Regions from separate parts of the Mus musculus genome. Here region 1 is linked to region 2. Evidence: chromatin contacts called from ENCODE Hi-C or POLR2A ChIA-PET data. All regions are on one chromosome and are shown on one strand. The core of a region is the stretch at or near the end of the contact, and the rest is flanking DNA. Distances in the headings are between cores, read along the strand shown.

The links. Hi-C counts contacts between places; a loop is a spot of excess contacts on that map. ChIA-PET counts read pairs that join two places held with the same protein, here RNA polymerase II (POLR2A).
Region 1: a map of heart shows a loop between it and region 2 (2.0-fold over the local background). The contact joins the promoter of Prkar2a here to the promoter of Arih2 in region 2. A Hi-C loop is called at or near these places in 2 of 37 maps with a recorded cell type or tissue (gastrocnemius and heart). POLR2A ChIA-PET finds 5 or more read pairs at or near these places in 2 of 5 experiments (Patski and embryonic stem cell).

The regions. Positions count from the first base shown.
Region 1 is chr9:108,690,344-108,695,477 of GRCm38, reverse strand. It overlaps Prkar2a (protein kinase, cAMP dependent regulatory, type II alpha), which reads right to left and starts at 3,335. Exons shown (of 11, transcript NM_008924.3): 1 at 2,766-3,335. The coding sequence starts at 3,021.
Region 2 is chr9:108,646,692-108,651,416 of GRCm38, reverse strand. It overlaps Arih2 (ariadne RBR E3 ubiquitin protein ligase 2), which reads left to right and starts at 2,009. Exons shown (of 16, transcript NM_011790.5): 1 at 2,009-2,188.

The DNA of each region.
Region 1 (5,134 bases), core at 2,086-4,585, 43 kb before region 2:
ACAGAGATACTCAGTGGTTAAGAGCATAAGAGCATGCGCTGTTTTTATAAAGAACCCAAGTTCAGTTCCTAGCACCCAACCATATCAGGGGACTCAAAAGCCGCTGCAACTCCAGCTCCAGGGAGATCCACAGCCTCTGGCTTCTGTAGGAACCAGCACTCATGTGTATACTATAATTTAAAATAATAAAAATATTTTTAAAAGAATATATACAAGACTAGTAATGTTCAATCATTTTATTAAATTCCCCCCCCCCTTCTCTTTTGGGTCTTGTTATGTAGCCCCAGACGGCCTGAACTTACTATGTAGAGCTAATTGGCCTCAAATTTATGAAACCCTTTGCCTCTGCCTCCCAAACGCTGGGATTACAAGTGTACATCACCACACCCAGTCTACAAGCCACTTTTAAAATCTGGTGTGCACCGAAATGAACCAAACTCAGAACCATCTGAGGATCTAAACAAAACAACTCTGGAACATTACCAAGCAGGTAATGTTTGTTTTGCAAGCAGATACACTGAGCCTTAGACACTTGGATTGGAAACAAAAAGAGAAATCACTTACTAACTATGGTCATGGAGCCAACAGACAAGAAGCCTCAATAATCTGACCCCAAAGAACAGAACCCATAAGACTAACCTAAAGAGGAAAACCAGATCTGATGCCCCACACTTTGTAACCCAAGCACTCAGGAAGTAGTGAGTTCCAGGACAGACAGTGCTACACAGAGAAGCCCTGTCAAAAAAAAAAAAAAAAAAAAAAGAGGGCTAGAAAGATGGCTCAGTGGTTAAGAGCACTGACTGCTCTTCCAGCGGTATTGAGTTCAATTCCCAGCAAGTGTACTCATATACATAAAATAAATACATCTTTAAAAAGAAGAAAAAGAGGAGCCTGGGCTGGAGTGGTGATGCACATCTTCAATCTCAGCACTGGGGAAGCTGAGGCAGAAGAATACAAAGTTCAGGCCTGAGCTCAGTTCTCAAACCCTATCTATAAGGAAAAAAAAGGGGGAGGGAGGGCTTAGTATTTCTGGGTATAGATTCAAGAATAATGGAAACACACACCTACAAAGTAACCCTGTCCCAGAGTCTAGAGCAGCACATTCCCTCTACCCACAAAGTAGAAACCTCCAAATGACCACTAACCGCTGATACAATGTAGCATAGCCAAATAAGGAACAGTTGCAAGTACAAAATCCAACCAAAAGCAGAAGGCAACCAAAGAAAAGTTAAAGAGGGAAGAACACTTGCAGGCAGGAGCCAGGAGTCTGCAAACAACCTTGCAACACAGCAAAGCTGACAAAAAGATAGCCATCGCTGTCATCCAACTCCAGAGTTTATTATTCCAAGTGGGAGTCCTGCGCTCATTAATACTCTGAAGGGAGGCTCAGCGCTGGAACAGAAAATAAAAGGGCTAGTGAGATGGCTCAGTGCTTAAAGCCACAGGCTGCTCTTCTAAGGAATGCTGTTTTAATTCCCAGCACCTACATGGTGGCTTTCAACCATCTGTATCCTCTTTTGGCCTGAGAGCTGCCTAATATAGTATGCATATACATGAGGCAGATAGACAAACACATAAAGAAAAATAAATCTGCCGGTGTTGGGCATAGATTGCCCATTTTTAATCCCAGCACTACTCAGGAGGCAGAGGCAGGCAGATCTCATGAGGTCAAAGCCAATTTGGTCTACATCATCCAAGGCTACACAGTGAGACTTTGTCTCAAAAAAAAGGGGGGGGGGATTAATTAAAATTAAAACAATTAAAGCAGGCTAACTCTATTATGTTAATAAAGCATAAGTGGAAGCAACCGAGGAAATAAAATTGCTCTTTGACAGTCTTACTTAAATCAAATGAGTAGAATGTTACTTGTATACTTCCCTGCAATCAACACTGGAATCGAGGTATTGATTATGCTCGCCAGTTTGATTCAATTGTTTTAACCATATCGAAACTTGGAGGAGGAGGAGGAGGAAGAGAAGGAGGAACGCATAATTAACTGGACACGAATAAAATGGCATAACTGAAATTTCCTTTACATACTTGAGCAAAGGGAGAGAGGAAATATATATATAGGTAAAACAATAGTGAAAATATTGATAACTGTTGAATGTGAGCGGCAGGCAGTATTGGGGGAGGAGGTTCAGCTACTGAATGTGAGTGACAGCATTTAGGGAGGGGCTCAGCTCATCGTTCCTCTTATGTGTATGCTTATAAGGTTTTCATTGAGGCAGAGGTAGATAGTTGACCCCAAGTTCGAGGTCAGCTTGAACTACCTACTGAGTTCCTGCTTAATCAAGGCGATCGGCCTCGTCTCCAACAGTTTTCAGCAATAACTCTTCCAAAACGGAATTCTTTGCAAATGAAATGATCATCCGGTTTATTCGGGGCGAGCTGCCGGGTGCTGGTGCTCTTGTCTTCGGAAAGCAAGCAGGCTATGGGGTCTAAGGCAAAGAGGCAGAGCAGCTTCTGGCGGGACCGACTCAAGCTCCGCGCCACCACGCGGACCAAAGAACGCGCACGCTTCATTCAAGGCAGAATCTGACAAATCACTCTCCGTGAACGCTCGGGCTCAGAGAACCGCGGAGCTCAATTTGGAATGCTCACACGCCGGGGAACCCAAGCAGCTGGGCTGGAGAGCTCTCGGGTCTCGGCCCAGGGTAAGGCCGGGAGCCGAGCCCAGGGCACCCCTGGTCGGCCCTCGGGTCCCTCCCTGAACCCTTCACTCGGTGCCCACATCGCACCTCGGCCTTGCCCCGCCCGCCTACCTTCCAGATCGGCATCTTCCGAGTCCGAGTCACTCTCCCCGTCCTCCTCGATGACGGGGACTGCGCTGGACTCCTGCGTGTGAAAGGTCGTCGGGGAGACGATGAACGTGTCTGATTCCTGGCGGCGGGCCTCGCGCAGGCGTGTGAAGTACTCCACCGCGAAGTCGACGAGGTCGGGCGGCTGCTGCCGAAGCACCTCCACGGTGTAGCCCTGCAGCAGCTCCGTGAGCCCCGCGGGGATCTGGATGTGGCTCATGCCTGCGACGTCCGAGGGGCCCGGCGGGTCCGGGCGGCCGGCGGCTGCAACCTGCGCGCTCCCTCACGCCGGCCTGTCACTCCGCGCCCGCGGTCTCCCGCGCGGCCCGTCTCGGCCTTCCTCGCGTCGCGCCTTATTCTGGCCGGGTCTGAGTTTGTTGTGCGGGCCGCGCGACCCTTCCGCTAGCAAGCCAGCCTGGCGCCGCTGCTGTTGTCACCCGGCCGCAGCCGCCGCCGCTGCCGCCGCCGCGCCGCCGCCGCCGCGGGGACCGCCGGGCAGGCAAGCTGGACGGGCGCGGCAGGCGCCCGGGTTGTGACGCACGCGGCCGCGGGCGTGCGCGTCCCCGGCCAGGAGCTGGCCCAGAGTGCGCGTGCGCCGCTGAGCCTCCCGCTCTCGGAGCAGCCCATGGTCAAGGTGCGGGAGGCCCCGGAGATGAGGAAAGAGTGGCCCGGCTGCGAGGCGGGCTGGTTAGTGCGTCTCGCCTGGTCACAAAAACCTTTCACTCATGCTTTCGGAGCATGCTGCGAGCCTCTTAAAGGAGTGCCAGGGTCACTGAAGTGACACAGGACCACCTCACCTTGACCCCTGCTCTAGTGGAGGGCCAGAGGGCTTACTCTAGGGAACGACATTAATGCTAAGCCTAAAGTACTGAGCAGGTTTGCCCAGAGAACGATCTGGAGGAAAGTCCTGTACAACAGGAACAAAGACCTAGTCAAGTCAGAAGAACCACCTTGACTGACAGGTAGAACGATGCGTGCCTGACTGCCTGAGGTCCTAAGGAGTCTAATATGACGTCGTGAGATGTCAAAGGGGGAAGGCTTTGTAGGAAGTAAAAGTTTCAGTGAGATAGTCACTTGTGAGCCTCAAGCAGAGAAATAACCCTGAAAGAGCTCGCTCAGCCGATTGTGGGCAGTAAGAAAGCAGAATAATGCCAGGAGCTGGACAGACCTCGGGGCTTGTTCCTCCTTTTGGACACTTCCATCTTGGTCTTCAGGCCTAGACTTAGAGTCCTCCTTCCTCCCCACTCAACCCTGGGCCACACTACTTGGTGAAGTTGAGCAGACCACAGACCGTGTTGTCTTTTGCCTTTGGGAAGAGGGCAGAGGTGAACTAGAGAGGCACCTGCTGTTCCTCAACTTGTTTCCTCCTGTCACCAAACTTGAACAAAAGAAGTTACAGACCTTTCTGGAATATCCAGCCTAGGTGCTGGCCAAAGAGCCAGCGAGAATACTGTTCTCCCTCTCCCTGCCGGAACCAGCCAGCAACTCGTGAGCTTGGGAACCTGAAGGGTATTGGGATTGTTAAGCACCACCTGGTAATTAACCAGTATTAATTAAGATCTCCACTAGCACCGCCCATAAAGGCCTGGCACAAACCCAAAACCTCAGGCTGCTGGGAACTGAGCTGTGTATGGTGACAGGGGAACACCTTACTGAGGTACTCAATGTAGGGGCCAGTCCAGGCTGTAAGCTAGGTAGACCTGAGACTACAAACAGCTATGTGTCCCTGAATGTATGTTGAGTGGCGGCGAAGCAGTATCCAGCATGCTGGCTGGAGGCACTGACAGCATACTTGTGAAGACTGAATGAATGAATGAATGAATGAAGAAGGAACAAATGATACATTTCAGCAACAAAAGAAGCAGAAACTGCTCTCCTGACTTCAGTCTCATAATATGTATCATTTCTTTCAAAGCTGCTACATAATTCAAGTCTAGCCTGGGTTACATGAAACTATCTCAAATCAAAAACAAAAAAGCAAAGCAACACAGTGGAGATGGGTCTTCTCTTGAGCAGACTGGCTCTTTTTGGGGGGGTATGGGAGGAGGGGAGAGGTTGTTGGTTTGGTTTTTCAAAACAGGATTTCTCTGTGTAGTCCTGGCTGTTCTGGAACTCACTTTTTAGAGCAGGTTGACCTTGAACTCAGAGATCTGTCTCCTGAGTGCTGGGATTAGATGTGCACCACCACGGCCCAGTCTAGCCAACTCTTAAAAGTTTTCCAGGATTCAAATCTTGCCATTACAATCCAAAAAACCTAGATGTGACCCCCCCCACCACTGCACCATATTACCAAGGGAATTGCCTCTCTGCAAGCAACCCTACAGCCAAGCTTG
Region 2 (4,725 bases), core at 760-3,259:
CTTTTACTGCCAGGACCACCCATCCAGAGATGGCACTGTTGATAGTGGGCTGGATCCTCCTACATCAATCATTAATCAAGAAAATGTCTTCGTTACAGGCCAATTTAATGAAGACATTTTATCAATTGACGTGAATCTTCTCTGTAAAAGCAAGTGGCACAGTTTTTTTGTTTTGTTTTTTTGTTTTTTGTTTTTTGAGACAGGGTTTCTCTGTATAGCCCTGGATGTCCTAGAACTCACTCTGTAGACCAGGCTGGCCTCAAACTCAGAAATCTGCCTGCCTCTGTCTCCCAAGTGCTGGGATTAAAGGCGTGTGTCACCACTGCCCAGCTACTTTTTTTGTTGTTGTTAAAGATAATTACTGATCATGTACCTCTGGCTGCCTTGTTGGGCAGCCTGGCACTTAGTATGTAGACCAGGTTGGCCTGGAACTTACTTTCTTTTTTTTTTTTTTTTTTTTTCTCTGTGCAGTCCTGGCTGTCCTGGAACTCATTCTGTAGACCAGGCTGGCCTTGAACTCAGAAATCCACCTGCCTCTGCCTCCCGAGGCCTGGAACTTTCAATGATTCCCCTAGCCTTTGCACCCCAAGTGCTATTCTTGTTCTAGCGACTTTCAACATTTGATTACCCCTGATTTTGATTCATGACCCAAATTTGTAGATATTTTAAGTAGATTGTGTGGCTGCACACATGTGAGTTTGTAAGTTTTAGGTCTGTACAGAGCTTCAGGTTATCCAGGGATATATAGTGAGAACTTTTCTCAAAAAAGAAAAAAAAATTTTTTTTTTAATTTTCTGTTTACAAGTATGTGTGTGCCGGAAGAGGTTCAAAGAGGGCTTCGGATCCCCTGGACATTATCAATAGTGGGCAAGGACCTCAGGTTTCTGGAGAGAACAGCAAGAGCTCTTAATGGCCCAGCCAACTCCCAAGTCTCTTCAGTTATATTTTTTCCAAGAATTACATAAAAGAGGCTATTACACGGTCTTTTTTCTTTCTGCCTCACTTTTCCGGGTGTCTTGAATACCAATACATACACTCCAGAAAAGGTAGAACTAGGTTATCTACAGATTTGCACGAACATTGATTTACCTCACAGTGCCTCTGGCTTCACTCCAGTAATTAACATCTCGATGGAGTTGCTACTTGAGCGAGCCTCCTATCAGTCCACAACAAGGCTTGGTGACCAGAACTTGGTGACTGGAGTCCTAATGCAGTCTATATCGTGGGTAGAAGTTGTGCAGCGAAACACTTACGATGTATGAATCTCTGGGTCTGGTAATCTAGCAAGGCAAACCAGCCTTGGCTATATAGTGAGTTGCTTCTAAATATAACCACACCAAACAAAAAATACCCGTCGTGAAGGTGAGTGGAAGTCGGAGAAGTGGGTGGCTAGGGGGATAGTGTCATGAGAAACTAAAGTCTGATTGCTCATGGGCCAGAACTTCCTCCTAACGTACGTAGAAATTCCGAGTATGGCTCATGTCAAACCATAGTTGCCCGGAAACTATGATCTTTTTAACCTACTCCAGTGTTGCCAGAATGTCTTCTCACGCTGTTCGTCAGAGTATAAACAGTGAAGTGGGTAGACGTCTGGTCAGGGGAAAAAAAAAAAAAAAAAGCTAAAAATACCTCATCTAAGGGTCTGATGGCTCAGTGGGTAAAAAGCGCTTACTGCCACGCCTGACAAGTGTTTGATCCTCGAAACCCACATGGTGGAAGGAGAAAAACTGCTCCCGGAAAATTGTCCTCTGACCTCTTCTGCACGCGAGCCGTGCGACACACACAAAATACACGCAAGAAAACCTAAAACTAACTATCGAATAAAGACACTGGTAGGCTATAACGCAGGAAACAAATTCCTACATCATTCCTTCAAAAGCGAACGCTCAGTAGTTCCTCCCAGGGGCTCTCGCTAGAGGATGGTGAGGAAGCGATTCCAACCGACTACGCAGTCGTCAGAAGCCTGGGAGCCTCCAGGGCGACCGCAGGTCGACCCCTACCGGAAGTGACGCGCGGCGCAGAACACTTCCGGAGCTGCGGGGGACGGCTCTGCCGGAGGAAGCTGCGCGGGCCTGAGCCGCGTCCGCCGGCTGCCTCCGCTGCCGCTACGCCTCCGTCAGCCTGGTTTGGTCTGGCTTGACCTGGTCCGGCCGGCCTGGGCTCTGCGGCCGCGAGGTCGCGGCTCCCGGTAAGTGCGCGGCGGGAGTCGAGGCCTTGTTTACTCTTGACTGGCCGCCGGGAGGGGGGGGATCCCCGCGCGTTTCGCCGGCGCGGTCCGGGCTCCGCCTTCGCCGCCGCTTGCGAGGCCGGGCCGTCCCAGGTCCCGACGTTCCCCGCCGACTGATAGGCACTCCCGGAGGCGACAGCCCGCGCCGGCGGGTGCCTGGCGTCTCTCCTGGGTTCCTCTTCCTCGTTGGCTCTTTAGCTCCCCGAGAGGTCGGAGGCCAGGGCCTCTGGCCCGCGAGGCTCGGGTGCGCTCGGGCCTGCCCTTCTGGGCGCTCCAGGCGAACGCACCGCCTCGGAGGCTCCCCGTTTCTCTGGTGGTTGGGAGCTTTGGCAGCGCCAGCCGCACTGTTTGTTAACGCCCGTCCTGGGAAAGGGCCTCCCCGCGCGTGGGTTCCGTGTCCGCGCGAAGACCGGGGCGCCTCGCAGAGACGTGCGACCGGTCACGCCCGACGCCACTGGTCTAGCCTCAAGAGAGGCGGTGGTGTTCTCGGACGAGCTCGCCTTAGTTCTTCTGTTTGTTACTCTGTCTCGTAGAACTTTCTGTCGGCGACGAACACGTTCTAGACCTTTGCTGTTCAGTATGGTAGCCATTAAGCCACACACGGCTTTCGTGTTGACATGTATGTAGTTAGTATATCTGAGAAACTACATTTGACTTTTTAAAAGTAAACTAACTTTCAATAACTCCATGTAATCGGCGGCTACCTGCCATTATTAGGACAGATGCGGTGTCGAGTTGGTTGTTTTTAGACAGTGTCTACATAGTCATGGCTGTCAAGGAACTCACTGTGTAGACTGGGCCGAACTCGAACTCACCTGCTTCTGCCTCTCAAGTGCTGGCATTGAAGGCTTGCACTACCACGCCCGGGATGCTGCTGAGTTTTTAAACAAGTTGCTGATTCATATTTTTCAGCCAAGAAGTTTTCTTCGAAATGTAGTTAATAAATGACTACTGAGGGCCAAGTGTTACAACTGGAGTTAAACATCTGTGCGACTAGCCAATTTTTTTGTGTTCCTGTCAACTTCAAACTAAAAGGTCTTTATCCTTTTGTATGTGGCCATGTCTTGGAAACCAGCTCAAAATGAGTGGCAGGTTTTTTTGAAGATGACTTTAACTCTTGGAAAAAGTACTAATTTTGTACCATTTCTCTCTGAGATAGTCATATTTAACATCTTGAATACTTTGACATTAAGAAAATAACACATTGGCCCTTTGAACAAAGTCAGGATTCAGTTTTCTTGCGTGCTTTATTTTGAGACAGTGTCTCCCACTTTTTTTTTTTTTTTTTTTGAGACAGGGTTTCTCTGTATAGCCCTGGCTGTCCTGGAACTCACTCTGTAGACCAGGCTGGCCTCAAACTCAGAAATTCACCTGCCTCTGCCTCCCAAGTGCTGGGATTAAAGGCGTGCGCCACCACGCCCAGCCAGTGTCTCCCACTTTTGATCCTCCTGCTGACACTCCTAAGTTGGGGATCCCAGAATGTGCCACTAAGCTCAGCAAGGCCAGCCTTCCTTCAGGAATCTCTTAACAGAGCCTAATGGTGTCACTCACCTTTAGTCTGGCCATTTAGGAAGCTGTGCTCTTGTGAGTTTGAGGACAGACATCATCATAGTGAGACCTTGTATCAAAAATATGTGTGTTTATAAAATTTTTATTTTAAAAAAGCTTTATTTAGATCTGAATCTAGAACACCAGGAAGTATATGAAACAGTCAATTCTTTTAAAGAACCTGGATTCCCATCTACTTGGTTATTTGGTTGGTGAAAAAGCTGTGAGCCATGTTCTCGACAGATCCTAAGGAGAAATCAGAATTTGAAAGGGTATGCTCTTTAGTTAGTGAGATTTCTGTAGCTTTAAATCAGGCCTCCTGAGAGTGATGGCTAGAATCTGCTTAGAATGGAATTCTGATGCTGCCTCTGCTAGTTGACTTTGTATGATCCTAGGCAAGATACTTCAGCATTATCAATCCCAGCTTCATTTGTAAGCCTCTGTTTGAGACAGCATCTCACCATGCAACTCATTGAATTTACCAGTCTGGAATTAAAGGTGTAGATTTGCACCACCTCACCTGGCCATTGTAAGCCCATTCCCCCCCTCTTACCCCCCCCCTTTTTTTTTCCTTTCCCCCTCCGTAGCCCTGGCTGTCCTGGAACTAGCTCTGTAGATCAGGGTGGCTTCAAACTCAGACCCACCTGCTTTTGCCTCCCTGGTGCACTACAATGTCTGGCTATTCCATTATTTGGGAAATAATTTTCCATGCTATTTGTTCAGACTTTGATCTTTAATTTTGTATTTTCCTATCTATAATCAAAGTATTCTTTGGTAGTTATAAGCTCTGGTTGCCCAAGAAATCCTAAAGAAACGCAATAGACATGAAAAAATTAATATTTTACAAGTCTTGGATAGTAGGATCCATGTGTCTAGAAAAACCAGGTGGCCTTTGTAATATGAGGTGACTGGGTATGGTAGCATGTTTACCACTCTAGAGTCAGTGGGAC